Linked DNA regions of Homo sapiens: region 1 is linked to region 2. A link is a loop called in an ENCODE intact Hi-C map of the cell type or tissue named here. Cell type or tissue: heart right ventricle. All regions are shown on one strand. Each heading gives the region's core, and the rest is flanking DNA. Links, peaks and the distances in the headings are about the cores only.

Region 1 (14,721 bases), core at 5,741-10,740, 250 kb after region 2:
AAGACTCGAAACACTCGTGGTGCTAGTTTGACAGCTTACTTTGTCCCAGGCATGCTTGCTCGGGATAGAATTCTGGATTGCCTGCATAGGGCGCTAGTTTCGCATAGTTAGATGGTTCCTAGTTCTTATGGGACAGTTAAGTGTGCCACAGGGTCATGGTGCTGTGCACTGTTGCCATGAACTTCCAGCTGCTCTGACACTTGGGATAGGAGAGAAAATTGCTTCCATAGTAGGCAGACTGCACAACCTAGTTGAAGCTCGAGCACAGCTTGACTAGTTTTTGACATTGGTTCCCTGCCGAGGGCCTGGATGCTTTCCCCCCATTCCCTACTGGCCTCTGAGACCATTTCTCAAGTCCCTCCATCCCACCTCTTCTTTTCCCCCACACTGCCTTGCCGAGGAACTGGCTTGAGATTCAAGTGGTGGTAAGTGCCTTGTTCTGTTTACAGACTGCCATAAAGTGATAGAGTTGGGTTGGGTAGTTGAGGAGAATTCCTAAAATGCCTAAGATTAATTGGAATGATCAAACTTCCCTGTCAGGAAGTGATTGCTAGGAAATGGTTGGGAAGCTTATCAAGAGACCACTGTCTGGAAGGGAAAATATAACCAAATAGCTTGGGTAAACCCAATGTCTGTCAGTTAAAGGGCCTGGAAATAACTTAGAGAAAGCAAATGTTCCCCACCTCAGATAGTTATTGAGCACCTACTGTGTGCCAGGCACTCTTCTGCAGTTAGTGAATATACTCAATTCAGGCTGAATGATGTTGATTCAGGTCTGAATGACCAGGAAGAGGCCAGCATCCTAGTGATGTCCTAATAACAATGAGATATCCTTATTTTGGTTCCTCTCCATGTGCTTAAGTGTAAAAAAAATAACAAAGGTTGTCTGGGGATATCTCAGAGTATATTTATAGGTAGTTACTAGGTATCTAGATAGTATGTTCTGGATGCCTGGTGGAGTGCTGGTCACAGAGAAGTAGTAAAATTCACTGAATGTTTCTTGAACAAGTGACTGCCACCCCACCACCAAGGACTGTGAATGGGTGTCCTATGGAAGGCCATGCATCAAGGTTTGTGGATGCTCTTCTTGCCACTGAAGATTGTAAGAAAGAGAATCCCTTCCCCGCATTGGCTAGGACTGACCTGAGACGTTTACTTGGTGTGATCAGAGTCTGTTCTTTGCAGGGTGAGATGTTAGATAACATAGAGTTGAATGTCATGCACACAGTGGACCACGTGGAGAAGGCACGAGATGAAACGAAAAAAGCTGTGAAATACCAGAGTCAGGCCCGGAAGGTGAGACTCTCCTGTGGCCTTCAGAGAAGAGAGTCCATTTTGTTTGCTGTGTCTCGCTCTTTCTCTTCCCTCTCCCTGTCTCTGTTTCTGCTGCCACCACCTCTTGCATCTGGGGAAAGGGATCCATGATTGACCGTATTGAGAACAACATGGACCAGTCAGTGGGCTTTGTGGAGCGGGCCGTGGCAGATACCAAAAAGGCTGTCAAGTATCAGAGTGAAGCCCGGAGGGTGAGCACCTTCATCTCAACTGTCCTTCGTCTCAGCTGTCTTACTAGTATCTCTTCTCCCTGGCCACCCCTACCTGTGTTCTTGAGCCCATGCCTCCCTCCCTGTCGTAGCCTCATCAACCCCTCCCTCAGCTTTTCCTAGAGACAAGCTGCCTGCCCTTCCTTCCCAGGTGTGCCTTGCATGGATCTGGCTCACAAGCTATCTCCCCAAAAACCCACACTTGAAAGGCAGTTCTGTAGGATGGATGCATGGCCCAGGTGGTGCTGCTAATCTTCTCCTGGACTTAGCTCATGAGGCTTTCAGATGTTACACTTGACTCCTCTGTTCAGAAACCTTCTCTTCATTGTCTTCCACTCCAGGCGCCCAAGCTCCGCCTCCCTTCTCTTTTTCTCTACCTTGTACCTAGCTCATGCTAACTGCTATCTATACATTATGTCATATCTGATGGAGCACCTGTTATTTCTACTTTATAAATGAGACAGTTGAGGGTCAGGGGCTCAGTAACTGGCTTCAGGCCACCTAGTAAGTAGAGGCACTGGGATTCAAGTTCAGATCCCAATCATTCTGTTTCTACCACACCACTGTATTTGCCCACCCTCTGGTGCCCCTGCCGCTTAAGGACTTCTAGGCTTCTGTGCTCACGACTGTGGTTATCCAGCTCTGGTGGCGTCTGCTTTTTAGACTTCTCTCCTTTGACTGGTTCTCTTGGGCTCTGATATTGTTGTTGTTTAGTTCTTTGTTTTTCATCCAACTTTACCTATTGCTTATGCAGGGATTTAGGGGACTGGGAAGTTATTTTACATGGTGAATCCAGGCTGGGTGGCATTTTCTGATATCCAGGCAGTGTACTGGGTCTGACAGGTAGGAGTATGGGCAAAAGTAGGAAATTAGAACTCTATCAAAAATGCCTTTACATTCCCTCTTAAAATGGAAAAAATCAGTCAGTGACTTTTTATCTTGGCCAACTGCTCCTTAGAGACCCCACGATAGTGGCTCTGATTCTATCTGTCCACATATACAGAACTGCAGTGTGAGCTGAGAGCTGAGAGAGGCCCCATATTTCCCTCTGCTGGCATTCCTAGCCTAGAAGTAATTTAAGAAATTTAAACTGTCCTAGGCTGGGTGTGGTGGTTCACACCTATAATCCCAGAACTTTGGGAGGCCGAGGTGAGAGGATTGCTTGAGCCCAGGAATTTGAGACCAGACTGGGGAACATGGGAAGATCCTGTCTCTACAAAAATAAAGAAAATGAGCTGAGCATGGTGGTGCATGCCTGTAGTCCTATGTACTCAGGAGGCTGAGGCAGGAGGATCACTTGAGCCCAGGAGGTCGAGGCTGCAGTGAGCCATGATCATGCCACTGCACTCTAGCCTGAGTGATAGAGAAAAACCCTGTCTTAAAAATAAATGAAGTATCCTAGAAGGATGTCTGTATGTAGAGATGTAGGCCTCTTACTCAGACTGGTAAGATATTTTCTATGTAGAGGTGACAGGGGTTAGGTTTTGGATGAGTTGTTATTTTTTTGGTTGTTTGTAATAATGATTTGTTTTTGTCTTATTCCTCTCTCCAGAAATTGATAATTATCATTGTGCTAGTAGTTGTGTTGCTGGGCATTTTAGCATTGATTATTGGACTTTCCGTTGGGCTGAATTAAGAGTGGCCTAAGAGGCTGCTGCACTGAAATGTAAGTAAACGAGTGGTTCTTGGGGACTCTGGATTTGGCTCCTCAAGAGGAAATTAGCTTGGGATTTCAAATTCCTCTTCTTTCCCCCTATGATTGTCCTTGGACACACTGAGCTTTCTAAAACTTTCAGTAGCCTGTGGATTCTTTATCTCCTTATAGTTCTATTGGTTTCTGGCTGCAGTACGTGGATGAGCTCTCCGTTTGTTCTTATCCTGTAGATTCTGTCCCCAATCTCTGTCTTGTCGTATTACCACTTCTCCCAGCATACCTGAGCACCCCAGGTGACTCCCCTTACTCAGGAAGCATGCTTCTAAGTTGGGTACATCTCTGTCTTGGATCTGGAGTCTGTCTTCTGAATTCTTACTGATTTTCATGGATGTTGGGCTTTACTTTCTGTATCCTTTTCAATGTAAATGAAACTCTGAATTGGGATTTGGATCTGCAGAGTTTTCTCTGTTGCTGAGTGGTTGGGTCTTAAATGATGATAGTTAACACACTTTTGAGTGTTGTGTTGTACCAGACAATGTACTAAACACCTTATACACATATCATTGAATCCTTACAACATCCTTTGAGACAGATACAGTGTTATGCACATTTTACAGACAAAGAAACTCAGTCAAAGAGAATGTTGAATAACAGGGCCAAGTTCACACAGCTAATAGTGGACCTAGCTTCTCTTTGTAAAAGAAGGTAGCCACTTATCATTAACTATAAAGCCTGGAGAACCTTAGAGGATAGCGATGCTAAAATTTAGACTATTCATTTTCTTGAAAATTTGTTAAAAGTGATAGACTTACCACTGAATCACTGGTTTTTTTTTTTTTTTGAGACGGAGTCTTGCTCTATCTCCCAGCCTGGGGTGCAGTGGCATGATCTCGGCTCACTGCAACCTCCGCCTCCTGGATTCAAGCAATTCTCCTGCCTCAGCCTCCTGAGTAGCTGGGATTACAGGCACATGCCACAGCGCCTAGCTAATTTTTGTATTATTAGTAGAGATGGGGTTTTGCCATGTTGGCCAGAATGCCTTGAACTCCTGACCTCAGGTGATTTGCCCGCCTAAGCTGGGATTACAGGCGTGAGCCACTGCGCCCGGCCTGAATCAAAACAAACAAAAAACGTTTTTGTTGTTGTTGTTTTTTGTTTGTTTCTCATTCTTGTCCCCCAGGCTGGAGTGCAGTGGCGCGATCTCAGCTCACTGCAGCCTCCGCCTCCTGGGTTCAAGCGATTCTCCTGCCTCAGCCTCCCGAGTAGCTGGGATTATAGGTGCCTGCCACCACGCCCGGCTAATTTTTGTATTTTTAGTAGAGACGAGGTTTCACCATGTTGGCCATGCTGGTCTCCTGACCTCAGGTGATCCACCCGCCTCGGCCTCCCAAAGTGCTAGGATTACAGGCGTGAGCCACTGCACCCGGCCTGAATCACGTTTAATAGTAGTGAGCATATCAATCTGGTTATTGGGACTATTAAGACTTTTGTGACTTTAAAACAAACAATTTTTTTTTGTTGTTGAGATTGTGTGTTGCTCTGTCGCCCAGGCTGGAGCGCAGTGGTGCGATCTTAGCTCACTGCAACCTCTGCCTCCCAGGCTCAAGTGATCCTTCCGCCTCAGCCTTCTGAGTAGCTGGGACTATAGGTGTACACCAACACGCCAAGATAACTTTTATATTTTTTGTAGAGATGGAGTTTTGCCATGTCACCCAGGCTGGTCTTGAACTCCTGGACTCAAGCGATCCACTTGCCTTGGCCTCCCAAAGTGCTGGGATTACAGGCATGAGCCACTGCGCCCAGCCAGTGACTTTTAAAATATTTTTCTGAATAAAATATAGCATGCATTGTTAAAAAAAAACCTATAAAATACAGAAAACATAAAACTAATGAACTTTTAATATTATTGCTGATAACCTTGTGGCACGTTCACATACTCAGACATAGTTTTACATAGTTCAGACTATATTATCCAGTTTTGTACCCAGTTAGAAAATTATAAGCATCATTCCACAGCATTAAAATCTCTTTGTAAATCTAATTTTCAATATGAGATTGTGGCCATACTCTCAAATATTTAACATTTTCACAATGTTGGAGGTTTATGTTATTTTGCTGTAGCTAACAGTGTGACTAACCTTATTTAATATTTTTCTCATTTAAATTTTCTCTTTATTACCAACTCATATAAGTTGGAGTACTGAAATAACAGGTATAAACATTTTTAAGACTTGGCACATAATACCATGCCAGTACCCAGAGCTGTGCCTTCCTTTTATATTTGTTTCAGTGTGTCTCTTCTTATTCCTCCTCCTTCCATGTGACCAGGGGATCTAAAAGTCAGCTTATTACAGCATTGAGCATTCAACTTCATCTTGAAAGATAAGCAACAGTGAGATGAACAACCTCTCATAGACAGGTGGTTGGTTGATTTTTTTTTTCCCCTCTTTTTTCTGGCACTTGGAGTCTAGCCCTTGACTTTTTTGTATGTGAACTTTAAATTTTGGTTTGGCTCTGAACAATCTGATTGAAATAGATGTTGAAATTTTAAAAAGATATAAGAGTTGTTATTTTTCCATATCCTTGGATGAAAGATGATATGCAAATTTGTGGTGCCCCTTTCTATTCCTAATTCCAGGACTTCAGAAGGTATATGAATCATTTTTCAGGACGTAACTCCTCAAAGAGGAGCAGACTAATTAATATGTTGTTTTTGGTTGACTAACCCTATCTTTAACCTGCTAAATTGCTGAGCAGTTGTTAAGCTGCTTTTTTTGTAGTGTATTCCATGTTCCCTAACAAAGTCAAGACTGATTGTTGCCTAGGTCTGGACTCTCCTCTTCCTCCATGTCACCCAAGGGAGAGAGGTCTCTGAACAGGAGGGTAGACAGTGTGTTTATATTTCCTAGTAATGTGCCAGCTGCTTGCTCTAAGATCATAGTATCCTCATTTTACAGACGGGGAAAGAGCAATGAAGTTAAGGAACTTGCCCAAGACTACATAGCTCATAAGGTGGAGCAGCCATAATATGACCCCTGAACTTTTTCCATAGGCTTTTCATTGTGTCCTTCTGTTTTCTAAAAGAAAGGCAGCAGGGAGTTCATGAAGATCGAGAACCAGAAAGCAGCTCCTGCAGCCTGTCTTCAGGAGCGGTGTTGCTGTGGGACCTGCAGAGCAGGTGTTTTCACTAGGGATTGTCCCTTCCCACCACGTCCTTCCATGGGTGTGGACAGCCTGTGAGAAGGCTTATAAAAGGCCTAGAGGCTTTTCTATTTTTTTCCCCTCTCACAGTAGGGCTTTTTGTTCTTTGTACAGTGGGATATTTAACTCCAAGTTCTGTCCTGGGTTTGTCTATTTCATAGTGATTTCTGGTCTTTCCTCCCCACCTTCCAGGTTTGTGGCTGACTCCTTCTGTTGCCCTTTGCCTTCTTCCTGTGTACTGATCAGCTCCTCCTTTCCCTGCCTCCTAGAAACTGATTTCACTCCAGACTGGTGTGGCCACCCTTGTCTTCAGATGAGAATGGAGTCTGAATGGCCTTCCTGAGAGCGAGTGCGACCCGTTCCTTTGTTTCCTTGCAACCACCCTTGGACCTGACTCAGCTAACAATCTAGCCCTGGGGGAATGTGATCTACCTGATGCGACCCTGAGTTCTCCCCAGAGCCTCCTCCTGCCCCACCAGCTCTCAAGTACCTTTTCTCCTGGACTGTGTGGACCCACCCAGCTTTCTTCCTCCCTGTTGTGTGTCAGATTATGCCTTGCACTTGGGAAAGCTCTTGTGAGACTCTCCCAAGGTGCTGTATTTTTCTACCTCATGGAGTATTCTCCCAGAAACTGCAATGTATTTTTTTAGGGGAGTATCTTTAACAAAGCAGAATGATTCTTCTAAGTTTGGCAACAAGAAGGCTTGGATCTGAGTCTTCTACCTGGCAGGATGCCAATCCTGTTTGTTGTCCGTATGTCCTGAAAACATGAGGGACTGGCAGATGTCATTTTGGTCTAAAGAGCTGACTTGTTTGAAATTCAGCCTTAAATTAAGCTCTTAGTTGTTCAGCTTGGGGGGCAACTTTGATTTTTCTCTGTGTTGTAGTCTCTCATATTTACTCAAGGAGGGACCAGGATGATACAGTCATCTGAGGTTATGCTTTGCAAAAGGCTGACGGTATGGAATATGTTTCCATGTCTGAGTCTTAGAAACTGGCTGCTCATTGTTAGAAAGTGATGCTTTGTGAGACTATTGTCTTGGGGCCAAAAATAATCAGGGATTTTAAATTGGGCAAGGGACAAGGTGCTAGAATCCTAAGCTCTGGAAATATTTCATGACACTGGTGTATTCACTCATGTGTTCCAGATGTATTCTAATTGTGTATGAAATGTATGTACACATAAGTGTGTGTGTCTCAGGAAGTAGGAAATAAAAATGGAAGCTATTATGACCTCAAAAAAAAAAAGCCAACTTTGAGCTAGGATAAAAATTGGGTAAAGGACATTTGCTTACCTGCAAATGAATCACTGTGGAAATGTGATCTTCCCATATCATCAAGAAACTTGTTTTCTGGATGAATACTGGGAGAATAAAATGAGAACTCTGGAGTGAGCTAAATTGATCCCAATTAAGTTTTTCTGCTTAGCAGACAGAAGGTATAATTTTTTGACACCCTTTCCCACCTGGTGCCTATGCTAGGCTTGTCCTGAGAACATCCCTCAGTAACTTGATATTCACATGACCTACAGGATGTCCCATCTGCAGGGCTGAGTCAGTTGGGGAACACCAGAGGCTACACAGTAGCTCTTCCTGCTACTCGGTTAATGAGCTTGGCAGGTTCTTTGTCTCACTGAATTCTTATCATGGAAACAGCAGCAGCAGCCGCTAGGAAATCTTCAAGTGTAGTGTCTGTGCTAACCCAGTGGTAAATCCCTTAGATCCCCTGCTGGTCTCTGGCAGTCTCCTTGATTTTGGGTACCATGTATATTTTCCGCTTTGACTTTAACGCTTTCTAGGATAGGGTAAGCACCCTTAATTCAGGCACTGTCCATTAGCTTCCTTTGCAAAGGCTACTTATGGCCGGTCACAATCCAGCACTCAGACAGAGCCAAGGCAATATCCTCTTGCCCATGGCTATGATGTCAGACAGTGGATGGGCTCCAGCAACAAGAGACAAAATAACTAAAGGCCTTTGCTCTCCTCTGACATTGAGGCCTGGGGCTTACAGTTTGGAATACAACATGTGAAGGTTTTTGTTGTTGTTTGTATTTTTTAGATGTAAACTTGATTATTTTATTGCTAATTTAAAAATAAAAATGACTTTGTATTGATTGTGAAACGGTTCTGGCTCTGTCTCGATGCAGAAACACAATGATCTGGTGCCACCATGTGGTGATTTTTATTCAGGTTTTAGAATGCAGTTCACACCTTTTTAAGCCATGTGCTGGATCAGATGGTTCAAAAGTGCAATTTTTGAACATGGTTTAACTCCCACAGAATGCAGTGTAACTATGTTTGTGTTTCAGATTTGAGGTGTTCCCCCCAAAAGAATTTGGTTCAGTCCTTGGGAGTATCTGGCTTTAGGAGGAAATGGGGGAGATCTGTCACGATGTTATCTAGAAGGTGGAATGACCATACCAAACATCCTTTTAATCTAACTTGAATGTCTCACCAAAAATAACATTTCTGTTGGCATTCTGGGTCCTAGAAGCCAGATCCATCTCCTTTTTCCTTCTGTTGCTCTCTTCCTTCACACCCTCTTCCATGTCCACATGCACTTATCTCCCTGCAGAATACTTTTTGCGATGATGTTTCTCATGTATTCTTTCTTTCCTTGTCTGGATGAGCAGAAGAAGATCATGATCATGATCTGCTGTATTATCCTTGCGATCATCTTAGCTTCCACCATTGGGAGCATATTTGCCTGAAAAAGGTGAGCCATCTGTGGGGAGGGTCAGACCTTCTTTCACTGACTTGAAACCTTTGTGTCTTGGGGGCACTCTAGGTGCCTTAATCTGGGTGGGATTAGGTGCTAATAATGGTTAGAGAAAACTAAAGAAAGGGATGTTTCAGAGACAGAAAAGTGAGTGAAGAATGAACTGTTAGTAGGTAGTCTGTGGGAGGAGGGGGGAGACAGAAGGTGGCAATCTGTCCTATAACCTGGTGTGGCAGAATGCTTTGTACAGGTGAAGGATAGTGATTCCTGCTAAACAGTTTGAGCCTTGGTATCTGGAAGTGACAAAAAGAACAAGAATTAGTTCTTGCATTAGGTGCATCTTGAACTTTTTGGAAGAGGGCCGGCCACACAGTAAATTCAAATTAAATTTCTTCCCTTTCAAGGTTAATGAAAGTTAACACAGCCTTGTATGTAGTCCTTTACCCCGGGTAAGAGGGATTTGGTGATCCCAGCCACGAACACCATGCTATATAATCTATGATTTTTTTCCTCCATTTTTCTGTTATCTCCCACAGCCCTCACAGATTGATCGACTGGCATTTCTAATCCTCCTTCCACTTCTGTGGTACCATCACTTCTCCACGCAGACTCCTCATCAGCTTCTCCTCTTTCCATTATGAAACTTCTTAAGAAACAGGGCACCAATCAACTACTTATTAAGAATTATGCAAAGAATAAACGTATACAGAATTGGGCGGAGGACAGGGACAGGGAGTACAGATACATAGCTGATTAGGCAGATGGTTTAAAGGAGGACTGCAGGGTAGAGAAGCAAGCAGAGTGGGCGCCTCTTTAGGAAGTGACACAGCCTGCATGTGCAGTATGGCTGTGAAGGGGCAGATATCATAGCACACCTAACTCAACAGGATCTTACTTGAACTGCTGTGAGTTGGTCAAGTCAGGGCACTTCTGCTCTTCAGGCTCCTCTAGGTCACACCTTTGACCACCCTACATCTGTTTCCTCTTTCAGGCTCCAGTAGTAGTCTTAAAAGTGAAGTTTATCTAAGGATAAGCACATGCCTATCTTGCTCACTGCTGTGTCCCCACTTTTTAGCACAGCGCCTGCTGCTTACAGGTACTCAAATATCTGCTGACTTAATTACTTATAATTAAGCTCTTATTTCAGTCATGGACAAATCCTTGGGTTTGACTCCTAAACTCTTTAAGGTACCAATGAGAACGTGGTTTGTTACTGTCAGAGGCTGTGTAAAGCCGCTTGGGAATGGGCTGATCTGCTTATGCAAAAATGCTACCAACCTTTCAAACCCCATTACCACAACATGAAAATTTAAAGTGCTTTTTCTATGGGTGGTGATGGTGGAGTTCTAGCAACAGCCTCTTAATCTGTGGAGAAGATGGCTGGCTCCAGGACTGTGGTTCAATAACGAAATACAGGCCCACAAAATAAAATAGGTTTATAGCATGACTGAACTCACACATCAGTAGAACACTCTGTGAACCATAACAAAGAACAGATAAAGGTGTCAAGTGAGAAAGGTGAAATGAGGTTATCACTCACTTCACCTCTCACCTGATTTGTGTTGCTAGCTGAAACTGCTGGCCAGTAACGTATGTATAAGAAACTGTTATAGGCCGGGCACGGTGGCTCATGCCTGTAATCACAGCACTTTGGGAGGCCAAGGCAGGTGGATCACCAGACTGACCAACATAGTGAAACCCCCTCTCTACAAAAAATACAAAAATTAGCCAGGCATGGTGGCTTGCACCTGTATTCCCAGCTACTTGGGAGGCTGAGGCAGGAGAATTGCTTGAATGCAAGAGGCGGAAGTTGCAGTGAGCCGAGATCGCGCCACTGCACTCCAGCCTGGGCAACAAGAGCTAAATTCCATCTAAAAAAAAAAAAAAAACAAAAAAAAAAAACTGTTCTTAATACTTAATACTGTCCCCAATTCCATTCAAGGTTCAGTTGTGTTCAGCTTTAAAACCAGCTATGTGAATGTGAGTTCTAGTGCAGATTATTTAGTGATTATGTAACTAAAATTGATGAAAAAATCACACTATACAACTGTGAGGAGCACACAACTGCTAAGTTTGTACTTTTGAAAGTAAATTATTCTTTGTTTGATACCTTATTTTTTAAGAAAGTGGGATTAAAAATATTTTGGTCAGTGCTGTTTTCTACCCACCTTCAAAAGCCAATGGTTTGATATTTCTATTAATTTGTGCTTCCTTTAGTTTTAATAGGGGATAGAAGACTGCAGCTGGTTGGGTCTGGAAAACATTAATCTGGGCAAACGGAGCTGGAGCTATGAGGATCTGAGTCCTAGGGGGCCCTCATTCACTAGCAGTAAGAATTTAAGTGGTGCATGGCACATAGCACTGTACTAGATTCTGCAGGGGCACAAACATAGAGCCAAACACTCTCCCTCTTGGAGAATTTCAGACCCAGAAAAGGCCACGCAGTTCTAACTTTTGTCATCGGTTCCTTTTGCTAAAAGGCAAAGGGTATGTTCCTTGCCTATTGTCCAACATACCCCTTCCAAGATTGTGAGAAGATGGGTAGCTGGGCATCAATAAATATTGAATCAATTGACCTATGTACTGTTGTTTTTTTCTTACTCTAAAAATGTGTTTTTAACCTAGTAAAATATCACAGAAACTGGCTCCTGAAGTGTGTACGTATAAAAGGCAGTATAAACATTTAAGTGAGACTCGCATCATAGATGGGGGAATGCAAACATTTGTTTCAGCCTTCATGTTCATCTTACACCCCAGGAGGACCAAGAACTCTTTAGTCATTGAGGCCTATTTCTTAATCTTTTAAGGGATTAAGAATGACCAATGAGAAGTTATATCCTGAAGTGATGTTTAAATTTTATTTAATAAAAATACAGTTTTCTTTTTAAATCAACAAATAACATTGTTTTTCAGAAATCTACTCAAATGCTGCTCCTTAGTTATGGCTTAAGAGCTACCCAAAGACTTCAGTGGGTAGGCTGAGGGGAATAGAAATGCAGAATCCTTCTTTCAGTAGCCTATATACAGTTATCTCCTACACTCACTACACACGTTTGGGCATGTAGAACTTGCCCCAGTATTTCCCCTTGTGGGTCAAGTCATATGGGCTCAGTACTTTCCGTATGCCCAGCATGTTGGCAGTGGCTATTCGCTCAAATGTCCAGGGGTTCTGGTTGTTACGTTCTCTTTCCTCTTGATCTTTTCGCATCTTCTCTAGAGTCCCGCGGCTCACAGCCTTTGCTGCGAAGGGCAACTTGTGGGCAACCTGGTCAAGGAAACCTTGCACTTCTTCAAATTCACAACGCCCACCCATCTCTACAACAAGGCGGCCAGCCTTCACAGGTGTCACGTAGTGGTCAATAGCACCTTTGCCTCCCCCCATGCGATGCCCAACACTTTTGCGAGTGATGGGCTTGAAAGGGGCTGGTACTCGCCATATGGCAAACATGTTCTTGGGGTCCATAGAGCGGTTGATTGTCAGGCGCATCATTTCAAAGTGGCCCCAATGCAGGTAGCCACCACCCAATGCCTAAAAGTGAATGGGAGAATTAGAAACACATGCGGACTTCGACATCATCTATGGGCTCATTATTTTGTCTCTTCTAGTAACTGTGGCTTCAATGATACAATTGAAAATAAAAATCTAAGTTCTAATAAGTCCCATGGAGGAAAAGCCTAGGGTACACAGTAATAGAGTGAAGGGGGACCCATTTCAGTGGAGAGCCAGGAAGGCTTCTTTGAAGAGGTGACATCTAAAGCTAAGACCAGAATAAAAAGAACTAGCCAAGGGAAAAGAGAGGAGTGTGCCAGGCATAAGAAAGGCTTATGTGGAGGCCCTGGCACAGCAGAGGGCTTGGCAAGTTGAACAGAAGCCAATGTGGCTGGAGTAGGGTGAGGAATGGGGAGAGTGGGCAGGAGGTTCTGAGAGGTCAGTGGGGGTGATTATGTAGGCTGCAGGAAGAGGACTTTGGAATATCACTCTGGCTGCCTGGTGGAAAACAAATCCTAGTGCACACCCATTTGTGTGGCTGCTGACATCAAGTCTTCATGGAAGCTACTCAACAAGTAAGGAAACAGCTGTCTTCCACATCCTATATTGTGGATGGTTTTATTTTTACCAGGGCTTGAAAAGATCTCATGATCTGATTATGGGGCACATTAGCTAGCCCCTTCCTTCTGCTTTTACGTTATTTTCACTCTACATTAAAAAAAAAAAAGATATATAACCCAAATGTTTACTGGGTACCCAGTAGCCTCTGTACATACCAGTTTAAAGAGCAACTGGTGGCAGTTCTAATAAAAACTGTGGAGGAAGAGACTAAATTATCTCAAGGAGTATGAGATTTTGTTATTCCCTAGCTTCCATCCCATTGCTGCTCGATGCTGAATTCACTCACCAAGATTGCAAAATTGCCTTCTGTAAACTCCGTAGCTTCAGTGGAAGGTCCCCGTATGTCACTTAAATTTTTAGGTTCTCTTCTTACTTTTGGCACAAGTGGTGCCCTTTCAATAAATCTAAGCTTGGGTTTTTCAGGAATGGAAACATCTAAAAGAAGCACAGACAACCAGGATAAAGTAAAACTATACATCTCAAAAGATCTATTTTCCTAGAAAGATTTATAACAGGTGAAAGTCTTAATTTCTTTCTTCTTCATTTTTTGGTAGAGACAGGGTCTCACTATGTTGCCCAGGTTGGTTTCAAACTCCTGGCCTCAAGTGATTTTCCTGCCTTTACCTCCCAAAGTGTTGGGATTACAAGTGCGAGCCACCATATCCAGCCTGAAAGTCTTAAAGTTACCACTGAACAGTAACTGTAAAGGTATATTACATTTTTGCAGATGCTTTTAGTGACACTGGAATCTTCTGGCTGTGACAGTGGCTAATGCAAATGTTTCTAAAACTTTAAAGATAGCAAAGTTTTATCCTCTGAATCCAAATGCACTTATTAATCACCAACTCTGTGCTTAACACTGTAACAGGGATTGTTTGGAAACCACTAGTTCACTTAATCTTTAAAATAACTTTATAGCCTTGGTATTCTTTCAGGGCTCTCTTTTTAAAAATTTTAAACTTGTCAAAGTTTAACACAGCTATATCAAAGGGCCAAATTAAAAATATACAGCTCAGTGAATTACCAGAAAGTGAACACATGAACACACACCACTATTACCCAGATCAACAAACAGGATATTAGGCAGGTAGTATTTTTAATCTCCATTTTATAGAAGAGGAACCCGAGGGCTAAAAACACTTTATAATCTGGTCTATGCCATCCAGTTCAACAGCAAAGCTACATACCATGTCACAAAAATATATACATATATTTCCCTGCCTCTCTGGATGTTAATGGGGGTAGTGGAAGAATACTATATTGTACATAAAAATATCTAAGTTCTCCAGCTCTGCCACATTCTTGTTGAGAAACTTACAACCTAGGAATCCTTTGATCAATGCTCTTTCTCTCATATATGCAGGGACTTTTCATGCTGAGACCTGCACAGGTCAGTGTGCCAGGTTTTGGTGGGTGGGCAAAACTTCAGGCCAGACATGTGACATCTTCTTTATCATCCTTACTTGACGATTTGGGGAAAAAAGTTAACATAC
Region 2 (16,715 bases), core at 5,116-10,115:
ATAAATAATAAGTAGCAAGATGCCCTGACCTCCTTCACCTTCACACCACAAAACTGAATGGGCCTGGAAGGGTTGACCAGTGCCACTGAGGCTGCAGCTGAAGTCAAGAAAGCATTGCAGAAAAAAATTGTATCCAAACTGTCAAGAACAGGGAGTAGTTGGTTTTATTTTATTTTATTTTATTTTATTTTATTATACTTTATGTTCTAGGGTACATGTGCACAAAGTGCAGGTTTGTTACATATGTATACATGTGCCATGTTGGTGGGCTGCACCCATTAACTCATCATTTAACATTAGGTATATCTCCTAATGCTATCCCTCCCCCTTCCCCCCACCCCAAAACAGGCCCTGGTGTGTGATGTTCCCCTTCCTGTGTCCAAGTGTTCTCATTGTTCAATTCCCACCTATAAGTGAGAACATGCAGTGTTTGGTTTTTTGTCCTTGCAATAGTTTGCTGAGAATGATGGTTTCCAGCTTCATCCGTGTCTCTACAAAGGACATGAACTCATCGTTTTTTATGGCTGCATAGTATTCCATGGTGTATATATGCCACATTTTCTTAATCCAGTCTATCATTGATGGACATTTGGATTGGTTCCAAGTCTTTGCTATTGTGAATAGTGCCACAATAAACATACATGTGCATGTGTCTTTATAGCAACATGATTTATAGTCCTTTGGGTATATACCCAGGAATGGGATGGCTGGGTCAAATGGTATTTCCAGTTCTAGATCCTTGAGGAGTCGCCACACTGTCTTCCACAATGGTTGAACTAGTTTACAGTCCCACCAACAGTGTAAAAGTGTTCCTATTTCTCCACATCCTCTCCAGCACCTGTTGTTTCCTGACTTTTTAATGATCACCATTCTAACTGGTGTGAGATGGTATCTCATTGTAGTTTTGATTTGCGTTTCTCTGATGGCCAGTGATGATGAGCACTTTTTCATGTGTCTGTTGGCTGCATAAATGTCTTATTTTGAGAAGTGTCCGTTTATATCCTTTGCCCACTTTTTGATGGGGTTGTTTGATTTTTTCTTATACATTTGTTTAAGTTCTTTATAGATTCTGGATATTAGCCCTTTGTCAGATGGGTAAATTGTACAAATTTTCTCCCATTCTTTAGGTTGCCTGTACACTTGATGGTAGTTTATTTTGCTGTGCAGAAGCTCTTTAGCTTAATGAGATCCCATTTGTCTATTTTGGCTTTTGTTGCCATTCCTTTTGGGGTTTTAGTCATGAAGTCCTTGCCCATGCCTATGTCCTGAATGGTATTGCCTAGGTTTTCTTCTAGGGTTTTTATGGCTTTAGGTCTAACATTTAAGTCTTTAATCCATCTTGAATTAATTTTTGTATAAGATGTAAGGAAGGGATCCAGTTTCAGCTTTCTACATATGGCTAGCCAGTTTTCCCAGCACCATTTATTAAAGAGGGAATCCTTTCCCCACTTCTTGTTTTTGTCAGGTTTGTCAAAGATCAGATGGTTGTAGATGTGTGGTATTATTTCTGAGGGCTCTGTTCTGCTTCATGGGTCTATATCTGTTTTGGTACCAGTACCATGCTGTTTTGGTTACTGTAGCCAAGTTCGTTTTAAAGATAATAATGAGGGTAGGGGAGAAGATACCAGAAAGACGACAAGGGCTGGGGCACCAGGGAAGGGAGGAAATGAAGCAAAAGATAGGCTGGAGAGGGAGATGAAATCTCAGAGGGCTCTTGTGGGTGAGGAGATGGAACGTGACATTTACACTTTAGAGAAGTCACTCTGTTTGCTGTGTGAAGCATTGATTGGAGTGTGCAAAACTGGAGACAGGGACACACTTGGTATTCCAGGACAGAGACGACAGAAACCTGAACTAAGTAGCAAAATGGAGGAGAAGTCGTTGTGAAACCGCCCAATGGGCTCACCTTACCCACTGCCTAAACAGAGCCGATTCCTCAAGACAGGGGAATCGCAATAAAGAAATAGCCATTCACGCAAAGCCGGCTGAGCGGGAGACCGGAGTTTTATTTTTACTCAAATCAGTCTCCCCGAACATTTGGGGATCAAAGTTTTTAAAGAGAATGTGGTGGGAGTGCAGGAGCAGTGAGTTGGAGAGTGCTGATTGGTTGGGTCGGAGGTGAAATTACGGCGCGTCCCTGTCTTCCTGCGCTGAGTCAGTTCCTGGGTGTGAGTCACAAGATCAGATGGGCCGGTTTCTCGATATGGGTGGTGCCAGTTGATCCATCAAGAGTAGAGTCTGCAAAACATCTCAGGCACTGATCTTGGGAGCAGTTTAGGGAAGGTCAGAATCTTGTGGCCTCCAACTACTTGACTCCTAAACCGTAATTTCTAATACTGTGGCTAACTTTAGTAGTCTAGTCTCCAGGCAAGAAGGGAGTTTGTTCTGGGAAAGGGCTGTTATTGTCATTTTTTAAAACTATAAACTAAGTTCCTCCCAAAGTTTTTTCAGCCTGCGCCCAGAAATGAACAAGGACAGCTTGGAGGTTAGAGGCAAGATGGAGTCGTTTAAGTTGGACCTCTTTCACTGTCTCAGTCATAATTTTGCAAAGGCGGTTTCAGTTGCAGACAAAAGGATCCGCAGGCTCCAGTGACTGTCTGCATGGCGGGAGAAAACACAAGGTAATCGCTCAGTGTCTGGCTGGAGTCCTGGGTAGATGGTGATATCATTCACCAAGAAGGGAAATAACAGAAGGAGCCCATGTTTGGGGGGAAAATTATATGTTCTGTTTTAACAACTTAGGCTATGGGTTGAATTCTGTCCCCTTGAAATTCATATGTTTAAGTCCCAACCCCCAGTACCTTAGAACATAACTTTATTTGGAGACAGGATCTTTACAGAGGTAAAGTTAAAGTAAAGTTAAGATAAAGGTAACGTTAAAATGTGGTTATTAGGGTAGGCCCTGATACTATATAATTGGTGTCCCTTACAAAAAGGGGAAATTTGGAGACCAAGATGCCCATAAAGGGAAGACGGTGTGAAGCGATAGAGACAGAGGACAATGATTTACAAGCCAAGGAGCAAACAGATTTGATATGCTTAGCAATTAGCATTTTCTAGAAATGTCCCCAAGGAAAAGCCTTATTGTTCTACGCAAATTGAACCAGACTTACCTGGCAATACAATAACAGTAGATGACATTTACTCTGTGCTTACTATACACAGATCATTTAATCCTAGCACTTTGGAAGGCTAAGGTAGGCGGATTACCTGAGGCTGGGAGTTCAAGACCAGCCTGGCCAACATGGTGAAACCCGGTCTCTACTAAAAATACAAAAATTAGCTGGGCGTGGTGGCAGGTGCCTGTAATCCCAGCTACTCGGGAGGCTGAGGCAGGGTAATAGCTTGAGCCCAGGAGGTGGAGGTTGCAGTGAGCTGAGATTGTGCCAATGCACTTCAGCCTGGCCTGGCCAACAGAGCGAGACTGTCTCAAAAAATAATAATAATAATAAATTAATTAATAATAAATAAATCTTCTCCAGAATCATGTGAGCTATTGTCCCCATTTTAGAGGAGGAAGCTAGCCCATAGCAGTTAAGCAACTAGCCCAAGGTCACATAGACTGGTATATACTGTGGTAAGTTCACACAACCAAGAGGAGATAACACTGAACCTCGATTTGGCTCTGGGGTTGCCTGTGTTGAATCTCTGGAGTCTACACCACACTGCCCAAAACTATGCTGTTTATGAGAAGGGAACTAACCCAACCTAAGGAACGCAGGAAAGCAGAAGGGAGTTTGATGAACTCAAGGAGGATGTGCAGGAAAGTCTAGGTCAGCAGAACTTCTGGAAAGTTCTAAGGAAAGGACATTAAGCAACATGTTACAGGCAGGACCAGCTTCATTTCTGGAATTGTTGGGATTTTACCAGGGTGACCGATTTATGCATACACACCTAGATTATCCAGAGTGCTATATAAAATCCCTTTAAAGAAGTCCATCTTTCCTATCTCATGCCAGTTATAGAAATTTCATATGGATCAAAGTGGTACCGGAAAGGGGTCCCAATCCAGACCCCAAGAGAGGGTTCATGGATCTTGCACAAGAAAGAATTCAGGGCAAGTCCATAAAGTAAAGTGAAAGCAAGTGTATTAAGAAAGTAAAGGAATAGGACAGGCGCGGTAGCTCATGCCTGTAATCCCAGCACTTTGGGAGGCCAAGGAGAGTAAATCACCTGAGGTCAAGGAGTTCAAGACCAGCCTGGCCAACATGGTGAAACCCCATCTCTACTAAAAATACAAAAATTAGCCCGGCGTGGTGGCTCGTGCCTGTAGTCTCAGCTACTGAGGAGGCTGAGGCAGGAGAATCACTTGAACTCAGGAGGTGGAGGTTACAGTGAGTCGAGATTGCACCACTGCACTCCAGCCTGGGCGACAAAGCAAGACTCCATCACCAAAAAAAAGAAAAAGAAAAAGAAAAAGAAAAAAAAGCAAAGGAATAAAGAATCACTACTCCTTAGGCAGAGCAGCCCACTAGGGCTGCTGGCTGTCCACCTTTATGGTCATTTCCTGATTATATGCTAAACAAGGGGTGGATTATTCATGAGTTTTCTGGGAAAGTGGGGGACAATTCCCAGAACTGAGAGTTCCTCATCTTTTTAGACCATATAGGGTAACTTCCTGACATTGTCATGGCATCTGTAAACTGTCATGGTGCTGGTGGGAGTGTCTTTTAACATGTTAATGCAGTATAATTAGCATATAATGAGCAGTGAGGGCACCAGAGGTCACTCTCTTTGCCATCCTGGTTTTGTGGGTTTTGGCCAGCTTCTTTACCACAGCCTGTTTTATCAGAAAGGTCTTTATGACCTGTATCTTGTGCCGACCTCCTATCTCATCCTGTGACTTAGAATGCCTTAATCTCCTGGGAATGCAGCCCAGTAGGTCTCAGCCCTATTTTACCCAGCCCCTATTCAAGATGCAGTTGCTCTGGTTCCAAGGCCTCTGACAGAAGGTTGAAACATTAGAAAATGTTTAACTATACAACAATCAGGAGAAAATATAGAATAATTTTTGAAATATAATCTCAAAGTGAGTAAGTATTTTCTAGGCAGGAAATGTTAAAAGCCCCTCTCCTGCACCCCCCCCAAAAAGATGATGAAATTGACTTCAAAAAAATGTTTAATTTCTACATCGCACGGAATATCAAAAATATAATCAAAAGACAAATGGCAACTCTGGATACATTTGCAAAATATATCCTAAATCTGAATTTACAAAGAGCACCTAAAAACCTATTTATTTATTTATTTATTTAGAGACGGAGTCTCGCTCTGTCACCAGGCTAGAGTACAGTGGCACGATCTCGGCTCACCGCAACCTCCGCCTCCCAGGTTCAAGCGATTCTCCTGCCTCAGCCTCCTGAGTAGCTGGGATTACAGGTGCATGCCACCACACCCAGCTAATTTTTGTATTTTTAGTAAAGACAGGGTTTCACCATGTTGGCCAGGATGGTCTCGATCTCTTGACCTCATGATCCGCCCTCCTCGGCCTCCCAAAGTGCTCAGATTACAGGCGTGAGCCACTGCGCCCGGCCTAAAAACCAATTTAAACATAAATTAACAGAATATATACATAAGAAAATTGAACAAAAGAGGTGAACAGATAGTAGGAAGAAAGGAAGCTTTTAAGTACATGAAAAACGTTCAACCTAACTCACAATAAAAAAACACAAAATAAACCATTTCCAGCTGACTCAAAATTCAGTTATTTTCATTTGAGAGAGACAGGAAGAACAAGGGCTTTCATATTGGTGTGAGTGTAATTTGATACAAGCTGTTTTGAAAGGAGCTGTGGCAGGGTTGGTGGGGACGAGCAGGGAGGTTGGTGGGACGGGTTTGCAGAGGGCGTCTCACTTTTTTGCCCAAGCTGGTTTCAAACTCCTGGGTTCAAGCCATGCTTCCACCTCGGCCTCCCAAAGTGCTGGGATTACAGGTGTGAGCCAGTGCGCCCAGCCATCAATTAAATTTCTTCTGAGACATAAAGGCAACACTCTTCTTGCTTGGGTTGGTACTGTGTTCTGTCCCTGACCAGGGGTGTAACCCTGGGCCATTTCTTAATCTCATTATGCTTCCTCTCCCTCGTCTGTAAAACGGGATAAATAATAATAGAGACATTGTGAACATTAAGTTAGCTACCCATGTAAGTGCCTGTTCAAGGTTTTGCTAGGATTATTTTACATATTGCCCTGCCTGAAACCAAGGAACAAGGAAATCTGCTCAGCATTGTTCCTAAGACTAGATACAATTTAAGTGTTCATCAAAAGGCATAAAGAATTGTGATATATCCAAACACAGGAAGTAAAAGGATAAGCGAAGATGTATGAACGAAATAGGAAGATTTTCAGAATATTGTTGAGGAAATGGGAGCGGTACCTATGTGTGCTACCTTCGTACAAAAAGCGTGAAGTGGGTTTTAAAGTAAATGTACGTGTATACTGGTGAATGCATAGACAATTTCTGAAGGGTCACAAAAGAAACAGCTAACCATTGAAAGATGGGATGGAAACATCAGTTGTGAAATACGTGGAGGGATTCTGAATTCTGTGCATGAAATTAATTTTTCAAAAAGCTTTTTTTTTTTTTTTTTTTTTTTGAGACGGCTCTCTCCCAGGCTGGAGTGCAGTGGCGCGATCTCGGCTCACTGCAAGCTCCGCCTGCCGGGTTCACGCCATTCTCCTGCCTCAACCTCCCGAGTAGAGTAGCTGGGACTACAGGCACCCGCCACCACGCCTGGCTAATTTTTTTGGTATTTTTAGTAGAAACGGGGTTTCACCGTGTTAGCCAGGATGGACACGATCTCCTGACCTCGTGATCCGCCCGCCTCAGCCTCCCAAAGTGCTGGGATTACAGGCATGATCCACCGCGCCTGGCCTCAAAAAGCATTTTTAATTTAAATAAATAAAGTATGAGGGCGGCCTTCGTGATGTCCTTCGACTTAGTGGTGGCAATTTTTAGAGATGGCCCAAGCAAGGCTTAGGAGAAGGTAGGTGAGCCAAGGGGCAACACCCAGGAACCCAGAAGCCGGCTGGCCAGGTAGTGGAAAGGCGCAGGCGCAGGGGCGAGCGAAGCCTCGGTGGAGCGGAGCCGCCTGCACCTCCAGAGAGGCGCCATACGGGGGCCGCCGCGGAGGCCGACTCAGCGCCGAGCGCTAAGAGAAACCGGGCTGATGCAGCAGGCGGGAAACAAGCCGTAGAAATTCTTGAGACACGGGTTCGTCGCCAGCTTCCTGGTGCAAAACCCAACACCTGGCTCACAAAACGCTAGGTAACATCTCATGGTTCCACTGGGGCTCGAACCCAGGACCTTCTGCGTGTAAAGCAGACGTGATAACCACTACACTATGGAACCCCACACGACTAAAACGTTCCTCCAGGATTTGATAATTGTTCAAAAAGACATTTTGGCACTGGGAAATGGTCATGTAGACTTGACATCCGGCGATTGTGCACAGAGAAAAACTTTCAAAAGGATTCCTCATTTTCCAGTATTCAGAGGAGCACGACCGCACAGAAACATTGTCAAAATGTCTGCGTCTCCAGCTTCCTGAACCAAAACCCACGATTGGGCTCGCAAAATGTTAATACTAAACATTATAAAGAAAGGAAAGAAAAGAAAAAGGTATGAATCACGCCGTGGTTCCACTGGGGCTCGAACCCAGGACCTTCTGCGTGTAAAGCAGACGTGATAACCGCTACACTATGGAACCGCGTGCGGAATGGCTGTCTCTGGATTTAGCAATTCTGCATAAAGACATGTTAACAACGTGGACTGAAAGGGATTTACTGCTCAGCGATCACGAAAAGAGAAACTTTCACCAGGATTACAGACTTTCCAGTGTAATTCCTACCCACGCTCTCTTTAGAGACAAAGGTTCCACACTTACTTGTGGAAAGAAAGTGCCTCCCCTGATGTGTTCATCGCGGAGAGGTCGCACGTGTCTGGCTCTGTGGCGCAATGGATAGCGCATTGGACTTCTAGATAGTTAGAGAAATTCAAAGGTTGTGGGTTCGAGTCCCACCAGAGTCGCTTTTTGTTTGAAGAAGAGCAAACGGAAAGTTAGGCGGAGGGAATGGATATAAAATAGATGAAACGAGAACTGTCTACCATTTAAAATTTCCGGAATGATGTGAATTGCAGCTAATTGCAGTTCCTGGTTATGTCCCTTCACTTGAAGGCGTAAAGAATCCCGTTCCTCTATCGAGCCTTTTCTCCTTCACTTTTACCTGGCCCCAGTTTCTAGTGGCGAGATAAAGAAATTAGGGAAATATAATCAAAGTTACCAAGTTTTTTCCCCATATTATTCTTTTATATCAGGAAAAAAAGTAATTTTAAATTGTTCCGAAACTTTAGTCGCCTAGTGTTACCCGAGTTGCTTTAAAATAAAACATTGTTTTATCAGTTACCAGAATGGCCGAGTGGTTAAGGCGTTGGACTTAAGATCCAATGGATTCATATCCGCGTGGGTTCGAACCCCACTTCTGGTAAAGAGGAGTTGTTTTTCCTGGCAAAAACCTTTTTTCCTAATCCTTGACAATCCATTTTGCAATCTTAAGCGTCCAGATAACAATAACTATAGTTAATATCATTTTGCCAGATACCTTACATATAGCGACAGCTTCACAGTTTATGGTTTGAAAAGTAGAAAGAAAACGTCTGAAAAAAAGAAAGAAAACGTCTGGGTCCAGCTATATGGGAGTGAGGGAGCACAGAGCGAGAGGCACATTGTGCTGCAAAAACGTTCACTCCGAGTCGACAGTTATTTCTTGAGATCCTATTACGTGCCAAGTACTGTTCTAAACACTGGGGTTGTGGTGATGTAGGTTTGGTTTTTTTTCTTTTAAAGCAAAACAACAAAAAATACAAGAGCCTTACCATCAAGACCACTGCCCAATGTCACTTACATGACAAAGTGACAGAAGAAAAATATGGTTTAAAAACAAGCAGACAGCCGGGCACGGTGGCTGACGCCTGTAATCCCAGCACTTCGGGAGGACGAGGCGGGTGGATCACCTGAGGTCAGGAGTTTGAGACAAGCCTGGCCAACATGGCGAAACTCTCCGTCTCTACTAAAAATACAAAAATTAGCCGGGCATGGTGGCGCGTGTCTGTAATCCCAGCTACTAGGAGGGCTGAGGCAGGAGGATCGCTTGAACCTGGGAGGCGGAGGTTGCAGTGAGCCGAGGTGGTGCCACTGCACTCCAGCCTGGGCAACAGAGAGAGACTTCGTCTCAAAAAAAAAAAAAAAAAAAAAAAAAAGCAGACAGGTTTGGTGCGGTGGGGCTCACGCCTGCAATCCCAGCGCTTTGGGAGGCCAAGGCAGGAGGATTGCTTGAGGCTAGGGGTTTGCGACCAGCTTGGGCAAGAACGTGAGACACTGTCTATTTTTAAAAAAAATTTTTTTAATTAAAAATAAATAAAAACAACTGGACAAATTGGAGAATTTGAGAGATAGCGATAGGTACTATACAGAAAATAAAACAAGGCAGCCCAACAGAATGGCTTTTCTCAGGACAAACTTATTCCATTTGATTATGAAAATCATCGTCCTTGACAGAAATGTTCTTCCCCTCTCTCTACCAAACAAAAACTTCCAAGGACTAATTCTGACCCTCCTCCTCCACTAAAAGCCTTTCCTGACCAATCACCCTCATTCAACTCTCCATTCTTTCATTCAAGGACAGTTTTTGAGAGCTTTCAGTGAGGCACTGACTCAGGGATTGCAGATATACAGAGAGTTCCTGTCCTCACAGCAGAAACATTCTAGGAGGAAAACAGATTCGTTAAACAGGTGTTTAAGGTAGGTTGCAGTGGGCACAGCAACAGAGACAGGCTCAGAGCCCAGTTCCTAACCCTGTCTGGAAAGGATCAAGCAGGGATCTCTGGGGCAACTCCTGAACCCTGTCTGTAAAGATCAGCCAGAACCTTCCACAAAAAAACAAAAAACAAAAAAACAAAAACAAAACCACTGTGGAATGCTAATTGAAATACTAACAGTTCCCTATGTTGTTGTTTGTTTGTTTGTTTTGACACAGAGTCTTGCTCTGCCGCTCAGGCTGAAGTGCAGTGGCGCCATCTCTACTCATTGCACCCTTCAGCTCACCGCAACCTCCGCCTCCCGGATTCAAGCGATTCTCTTGTCCCAGCCTCCCGAGTTGCTAGGATTACCGGCGCGTGCCACCACGCTCGGCTAATTTTTGTATTTTTTTGTAGAGGTGGGATTTCGCCATGTTGGTTAGCCTTCTCTCGAACTCGTGGCCTCAAGCGATTCGCCCGCCTCAGCGTCTCAAAATGTTGGGATTACAGGTGTGAGCCACCGCATCCGGCCTACTTCCCAGTGTTAAGCAGTCCACTACCACACAGTTAACACTTGATACAGTTAAGAGTTTGAGACTTTTGGTCTGTGTTTGGTGCCTATCAAGCTGGTCAGTCCCAGAACAGGAAACGCATCTTCATGCTCTTATTCATTCAAAGCTGTACTCAGTGACCAGTGTTACTCAGTTACTGTACTCAGTAACTCAGTGTACCTGGCACTTTTGTAAGAAGTGGAGGTTCACCGGGCGTGGTGGCTCACGCCTATAATCCCAGCACTTTGGGACACCGAGGCGGGTGGATCGCGAGGTCAGGAGTTCGCGACCAGCCTGGCCAGCATGGTGAAACCCCGTCTCTACTAAAAATACAAAAATTAGCCGGGCATGGTGGCGTGCGCCTTTAATCCTGGCTACTAAGGAGGCCGAGGAAGGAGAATAGCTTGACCTCAGGAGGCGGAGGTTGCAGTGAGCTGAGATTGCGCCACTGCACTCCAGCCTGGGCGACAGAGCGAGACTCCGTCTCAAAAAAAAAAAAAAGAAGAAGAAAAAAAAGAAGTGGAGGTTCAGAGGTTTGGAAAGAAACAGACCAAAGGCTCATAACCCCGTGGGACTGACCTCACGAGACACAGGCACCTCCTTTCCAAGGGGTCTGGTTTTAGTTTTCTTCCTTGAGCCGAGGCTTGCCATCTGATGCCTAGGGATCCACATCTTCATTTGTGAAAACTGCACCTGTCAAATTTGTGATTTTTCAATACCAACAACTCCCATCCAAAACAATGAGGCAAGGAGGGAGTCCCGCAGAGGAGGAAGTGTGTGATTTAACCCTTTTCTTCTGGCTCTTTATAGAAAAACTTCAAAGGAAGCTTTGATCTAAGGTGCCACTTCTGCCATCCCAGAAGCATGGAATATTTTGTTAATAACAAATCATATTTTTCCCAGCACTTTGGGAGGCTGAGGCAGGCGGATCACGTGAAGTCAAGAGTTCCAGACCAGCCTGACCAACATGGTGAAACCCCGTGTCTACTAAAAATACAAAAATTAGCCGGGCATGGTGGCGGGCGCCTGTAGTCCCAGCTACTCAGGAGGCTGAGGCAGGAGAATCGCTTGAACCCGAGAGGAGGAGGTTGCAGTGAGCCGAGGTCGCGCCATTGCACTCCAGCCTGGGCGACAAAAAAAGAAAAAAAAGAAAAAAGAAAGAAAGAAAGAAAGGAAGGAAGGAGAAAGAAAAAGAAAGAAAGAAAGAAAGAAAGAAAGAAAGAAAGAAAGAAAGAAAGAAAGAAAAAAAGAAAGAAAAGAAAGAAAGAAGAAAGAAAAGAAAAGAAAAAGAAAATAGTGAAAACGTCCTCTCACAGGCTTCATTGCCATTCCTCAAAATGTAGCCTTTTTATCAGGTTATTTTCTATCTTTATAGACCTTCCATGTATACGCAAACAAGATTTATATATAATTATATGTATTATTAAAGGATATATGTTTATATATGCTCATATACAGAAATGCTTTAATTTCTTTCTTTTTTTTTTTTTTTTTTTTTTTTTTTTTTGAGACGGAGTCTCTCTCTGTCGCCCAGGCTGGAGTGCAGTGGCTCGATCTCTGCTCACTGCAAGCTCCGCCTCCTGGGTTCACACCATTCTCCTGCCTCAGCCTCCCGAGTAGGTGGGACTACAGGCACCCGCCACCACGCCTGGCTAATTTTTTTTTTTTTTTTTTTTTTGTATTTTTTAGTAGAGACGGGGTTTCACTGTGTTAGCCAAGACAGTCTTGATCTCCTGACCTAATGATCCTCCCGCCTCGGCCTCCCAAAGTGCTGGGATTACAGGCGTGAGCCACAATGCCCAGCTTAATTCTCTTTCAAGGGATCCAATGCTTTAAGAAATGAGATGGCAAAGAAGTTATGAAGAAACAGGTCGAATTATAGAATTGACTAATTAGGTACGTCTGGGACACAGCTACCAAGGTAACAGACTCCCTAAAAAGATAAAATCCAGCCTGTAGCTTGCCTGATCAAAATCTTTCAATGGATGCTTTAGCTAAATGGTCAGATGCCCAAGGTTAGTAAATATCATCATTTTCCATTTGCTCTTCCCTCGGCTAGAAACCTCTTTCCAAGTCTTCAGGTGCCCAGTCGCTATCCACAGCTCGGTTCAGGCATCATCACTCCCTGGAAAACTTGGCTCTTAATTCGGGTGCCGACCAAGTCCTCCGGGGTCCGCAAAGGCTGGCATCCCACCACCAACGCGCGTGACTAGGGTCTTCTGTTTTGCGCGTCTTCCAGTTCCACTGAGGGCCGAGACTTTGTCTTTGCGGCCCCAGTACTTGCTTAGTTCCGAGAGTGCGGTTTGCACTCAGTAAGTAGCCACTTACTGAGTCCAATCGATTATTGGAAACCTAATTTTTCATCACTGCTTCTCCCACAAGAAGCTCTAGGACTGACTCCTCAAAGACCAAAACTGGAATTAGCAATCCCGCTGTTTACCCGGAGGCCCGGTCAAATGTCTTAAATCTGGGAGGATTCCTCCTGGGAAATTCCAGTAAGGGCGCGGAGCAGGTCAGGAAGGAGGTTACTTTTTGGGTCTTTATCGTCTATGATGGGAGAAAAGGAGAAATGAAGACTCGATTTTGCTGAACGCCTGCTCATTGTCAATTTTGCCGGTTCATCTCTCAAGAAATCAGCAAAAAGACTCAGAATTGTAATCGCGAAGGGAAAGAATGCGGCCACGTGGCCTATTTTCCTGTGGATAGACTAAGCAAACGCTTTTCTTCAGGGGCCCGGATAGCTCAGTCGGTAGAGCATCAGACTTTTAATCTGAGGGTCCGGGGTTCAAGTCCCTGTTCGGGCGGATGCTGTTTTAGTTTCCAATAAAATGGATTTGGGCGAGGCTGAGAGAAAGGAACGTTATGTGAAACCCGCTTGGGGTGCCTCCTCCTTGAGGGAAACCAGAACTTGCTAGTGGGTTCTTACCGGAAGAAGTGAAACGTGTGGAAAATGCCAAGAAACTTTATCTTCCAATAGCAGGCTTTTCTTTTCCAACCTTTATACGTTGCTTTGTCTTAGGATATTTTTTCTTTTAAATTGTATTTTATATTCAAAACAGATCAATAAACACATCGTCAGAGTCACAATTAGTAATATTCTTGGCAAGAATTGTGCAGCTTTTGGCACCGAGGAATGTTTTCAGGCACTTTTTATTAAAAGTGCGATGAGGAAACTGAGACTCAAGAAATATTTCAGATGAAGACACGTAAAGACGCAAGATTCCTACATCTCCAACTGGACGCAGTCCTTCACCAGATTCTTAATGCTCTGGTGGGCCCCTGACTTGTGTCTCTTGCGGTAAAGACTAATGCTTTTGAACACTGTCCTCATGTCTGTCGTCGATGAAAAAACGTGCAGCCCCAGAGAGCTGACTATACTGGTGATCAAACCCAAGACCTTCCGCCTGTGGAACAGGCGTGTTGGCCACCTCAATAACAAATCTTGTGCCACGTATTGCCATTTAACATCCAGTAGTATAAATAGGGTGATTACGGAACTGGGAAGAAATCATTCTACGACTTCTGATTCCTTTGAGAGGCTTAAGTTCATCATGCATCCTCATAATGACTTTGACTTCTGATTTCTCGAGCTTATTCTTTGCATCCTTATAATACCTTACTAAATACTTCGTCTCATTAGTTTCTGCCCGCCTAAGAGACAAGGAGAACAGCCGTCTCTGGGTGTGTATGGCGTAGGTGCAAACGTGCAAGGGTACTGGGGAGAGAGGCGAGCCTCCAGAGAGGCTAAGAAGTGGACCGTAGCCCTGTCTGTTCAAAGGGGTTGAGCCAACAAAAGGTCTGCCGAAACCCGGGATCGAACCAGGGACCTTTAGATCTTCAGTCTAACGCTCTCCCAACTGAGCTATTTCGGCGAAGACATGAGACAGTCCCGCCCTGTCAAGGAAATTTAAAAGAAAAAAAAAAACCGGGCGTGGTGGCTCATGTCTGTAATGCCAGCGCTTTGGGAGCCCGAGGCGGGTGGATTACCTGAACTCGGGAGTTCGAGACCAGCCTGGCCAATATGGTGAAACCCCGTCTCTACTAAAAATACAAAAAAAATTAGCCGGGCGTGGTAGCGAGCCCCTGTAATCCCAGCTACTTAGGAGGCTGAGGCGGGAGCATCGCTTGAACCTGGGAGGCGGAGGTTGCAGTGAGCCGAGATGGCGCCATTGCACTCCAGCCTGGGCGACAAGAGCGAAACTCCGTCTCAAATAATAATAATAACAATAATAATAATCCTGTTTCCTCCCACTTCCAGGCTTTTAGTTCTTCATTTCACCTTCCAAACTGTATTATTTTTAGCCCTGAGGTTTTAAGAGCAATCAGTAAGAAAATTAATTCCTTTCATGTGAGGAAACTTTCCCGTTCTGCCTTTTCCCAGGCCACATTGTGTTGTCTTCCTCATGCTTTCTCTCTTCCCAGGGCCCTAATAAGAGTAAGAACCGCCGCTTTCTAAGAACCTACTGTGTGTCCAGCAGGGATCTACAGCATTGCATTCAATTCCGTCCTCCCCCACGCCTGCCTTTAATTGATATGATAATATACAAATTTTTTAATGAATAACAAATGTGCCACCAATCACCTAGAACTATTAGGGAGGCTCCAAAGCATCAAAGGCTAAACTAAACACCATGGCTGGAGAGGGAATGAACTGGAGGAGGGAAAGGAGGAAAGACTGGGGGGACCCAGAGCTCTCCACCCTTGTCCTCTCGCTCCAGCCTGGTCTGTTCTTGCTCATTCAGAAACTGGTTGGAGTAAAAAGATTCCCCTTTTCAAGATCGCCAAAAGTGGAACTGATCGCTTTCGAAGGGACTCCTTCAGGAAGAAGGAGAAAAATTCGAGAAACTTACCTGTTTCTCTCCCTGGAATGCCTTCTGAACCCTGAGATTTACTTTCCTCAATAAAGAAGCTCGCCTCGCCCACCCAGCCCACTCTTCCTAGGAGCAGCGAGGATCGCTGTCCCTCCAGCACATACTAGTCAACTCGAGTCATCTGAATATGGGCATATTGGGCACATATTTCTTTGTAATGGTTCCTCTCCTATTACAATATGTATCTGTTGTTTCATCGTTAGATTGAAAGCTCTTTAAGAATTATGGTAACAGTGTTACAGCTCTTTCAGAATTTGTTTAGCAGGTTTTCTGGTTTTCACAGGAAAATAAAATAAAAACAATAATTATAATAATGGCTACCGTGTTTTGAATGCTTGCTTTTAGGCTATTAAGCACAGTACATGCATTGGTATCCCATTTAATTATCACAAGCTTATGAGATGGAAGCTATTATTATTCCCTTTCTCCTGGGGAAACTGAGCTTTAGAGAGCGGGAGGTAATGCTGGGATCTGTGTGGACCACGGTAGAGCATTCCTGTGGGCAGGGTGAAGGCCCTGCCTCACGATTGGGTGCTGTCGCCATCCTGGCCTTTCCCCACTAATCAGGACTCACTGGGCACCACAGTCCACCAGCTAAGAGGGCAGCCTCTTACACGTTCAGCCCACATCCCCATCCTGTCAATGAGGAGATCAAGACCGACTTTCTTCTGTTGCCTGGCTGAAGCCAGGAAGGCTCCATCATTAGCCAAGCAAGGGATGCAACCGGTCCCTTCACTTCACAGGGAAATTAGCTCACCTTGATGACCTTACATTCTAAAAACCGCTGCAGAAGCCGATGTTTCCCCACACCCCGCCTTTTTTTTTCTTTGAGACAGAGTCTCGCACTGTCGCCCGCGCTGGAGTGCAGTGGCGCGATCTCGGCTCACTGCAACCTCCGCCTTCCGGGTTCAAGCTATTCTCCTTCCTCAGCCTCCCGAGTAGCTGGGATTACAGGCGCCGGCCACCACGCCCAGCTAATTGTTTTTGTATTTTTACTACAGATGGCGCTTCACCATGTTGGCCAGGCTGGTCTCGAACTTCTGACCTTGTGATTCGCCCGCCTCGGTCTCCCAAAGCGCTAAGATCGCCTGTTTACCTTTTTAATTTGTAGTAGGGGAGCACTAACATTTCATTTTTCCCATTTCAGTCCCTTGAATACGCTCTCTCTTAATACACACCCTCTTCCTCCCACCAACAGAAGCTGCTGTCTCCACCTCAACTTCTTCCTTTGTTCAGATCACACTTTTGAGAGGGGAGTCAGGGGTGGATTTGACCTGGTTTAATGAGGGGAACGGCTCAGTTTGGGGCTTCAGTTTCTAGATGATCATCACTTCCTTTTTATAGTGCAGAAAACTCTTTCCTAAGGTAGTAAGGAGGGCTGGGAAGGTACAGGATCCCAGCCATATTCCTCAGGCACCCAATCGGAGAGAACCCAAGAGGGAGGGTCAGCAGGAGCCATCACAGGGGAGCGAAGAGAGGCTGTCACTGTGGCGGCCTGGTC

What was found. Hi-C counts contacts between places; a loop is a spot of excess contacts. Peaks named below come from ENCODE experiments on the same cell type or tissue, not always from the same donor. Only the 100,000 strongest peaks of a DNase experiment are listed, where the experiment ranks them.
Region 1: a loop joins it to region 2, with 4 times the contacts of the local background. A loop is called at or near these places in 54 of 110 quality-filtered maps.

The regions. Positions count from the first base shown.
Region 1 is chr11:59,794,187-59,808,907 of GRCh38, forward strand. It overlaps STX3 (syntaxin 3), which reads left to right. Exons shown (of 11, transcript NM_004177.5): 9 at 1,186-1,296; 10 at 3,097-3,210; 11 at 6,669-11,692. The coding sequence ends at 3,180. It overlaps MRPL16 (mitochondrial ribosomal protein L16), which reads right to left. Exons shown (of 4, transcript NM_017840.4): 3 at 13,515-13,663; 4 at 11,954-12,646. The coding sequence ends at 12,161. Among named protein-coding and RNA genes, the nearest start is that of MRPL16, 9.2 kb to the right of the region's middle. RefSeq lists an enhancer at 8,623-8,672. In heart right ventricle, for the core only: CTCF peaks have their summits at 8,569 (motif pointing left) and 8,772; a DNase peak (open chromatin) is centred at 8,321; H3K27ac peaks cover 2,863 bases.
Region 2 is chr11:59,543,355-59,560,069 of GRCh38, forward strand. It overlaps TRV-TAC1-1 (tRNA-Val (anticodon TAC) 1-1), which reads right to left and starts at 7,347; the gene lies at 7,275-7,347. TRV-TAC2-1 (tRNA-Val (anticodon TAC) 2-1) reads right to left here and starts at 7,705; the gene lies at 7,633-7,705. TRR-TCT3-2 (tRNA-Arg (anticodon TCT) 3-2) reads left to right here and starts at 7,940; the gene lies at 7,940-8,025. TRL-TAA3-1 (tRNA-Leu (anticodon TAA) 3-1) reads left to right here and starts at 8,401; the gene lies at 8,401-8,483. It also overlaps LOC102723575, TRK-TTT5-1, TRF-GAA1-3 and the pseudogene RNU7-58P. RefSeq lists enhancers at 1,684-2,883, 6,944-7,163, 7,319-7,820 and silencers at 13,002-13,051, 13,035-13,225, 14,062-14,191. In heart right ventricle, for the core only: a CTCF peak has its summit at 7,149; DNase peaks (open chromatin) are centred at 7,257, 7,647, 7,927 and 8,461; H3K4me3 peaks cover 2,706 bases; H3K27ac peaks cover 3,438 bases.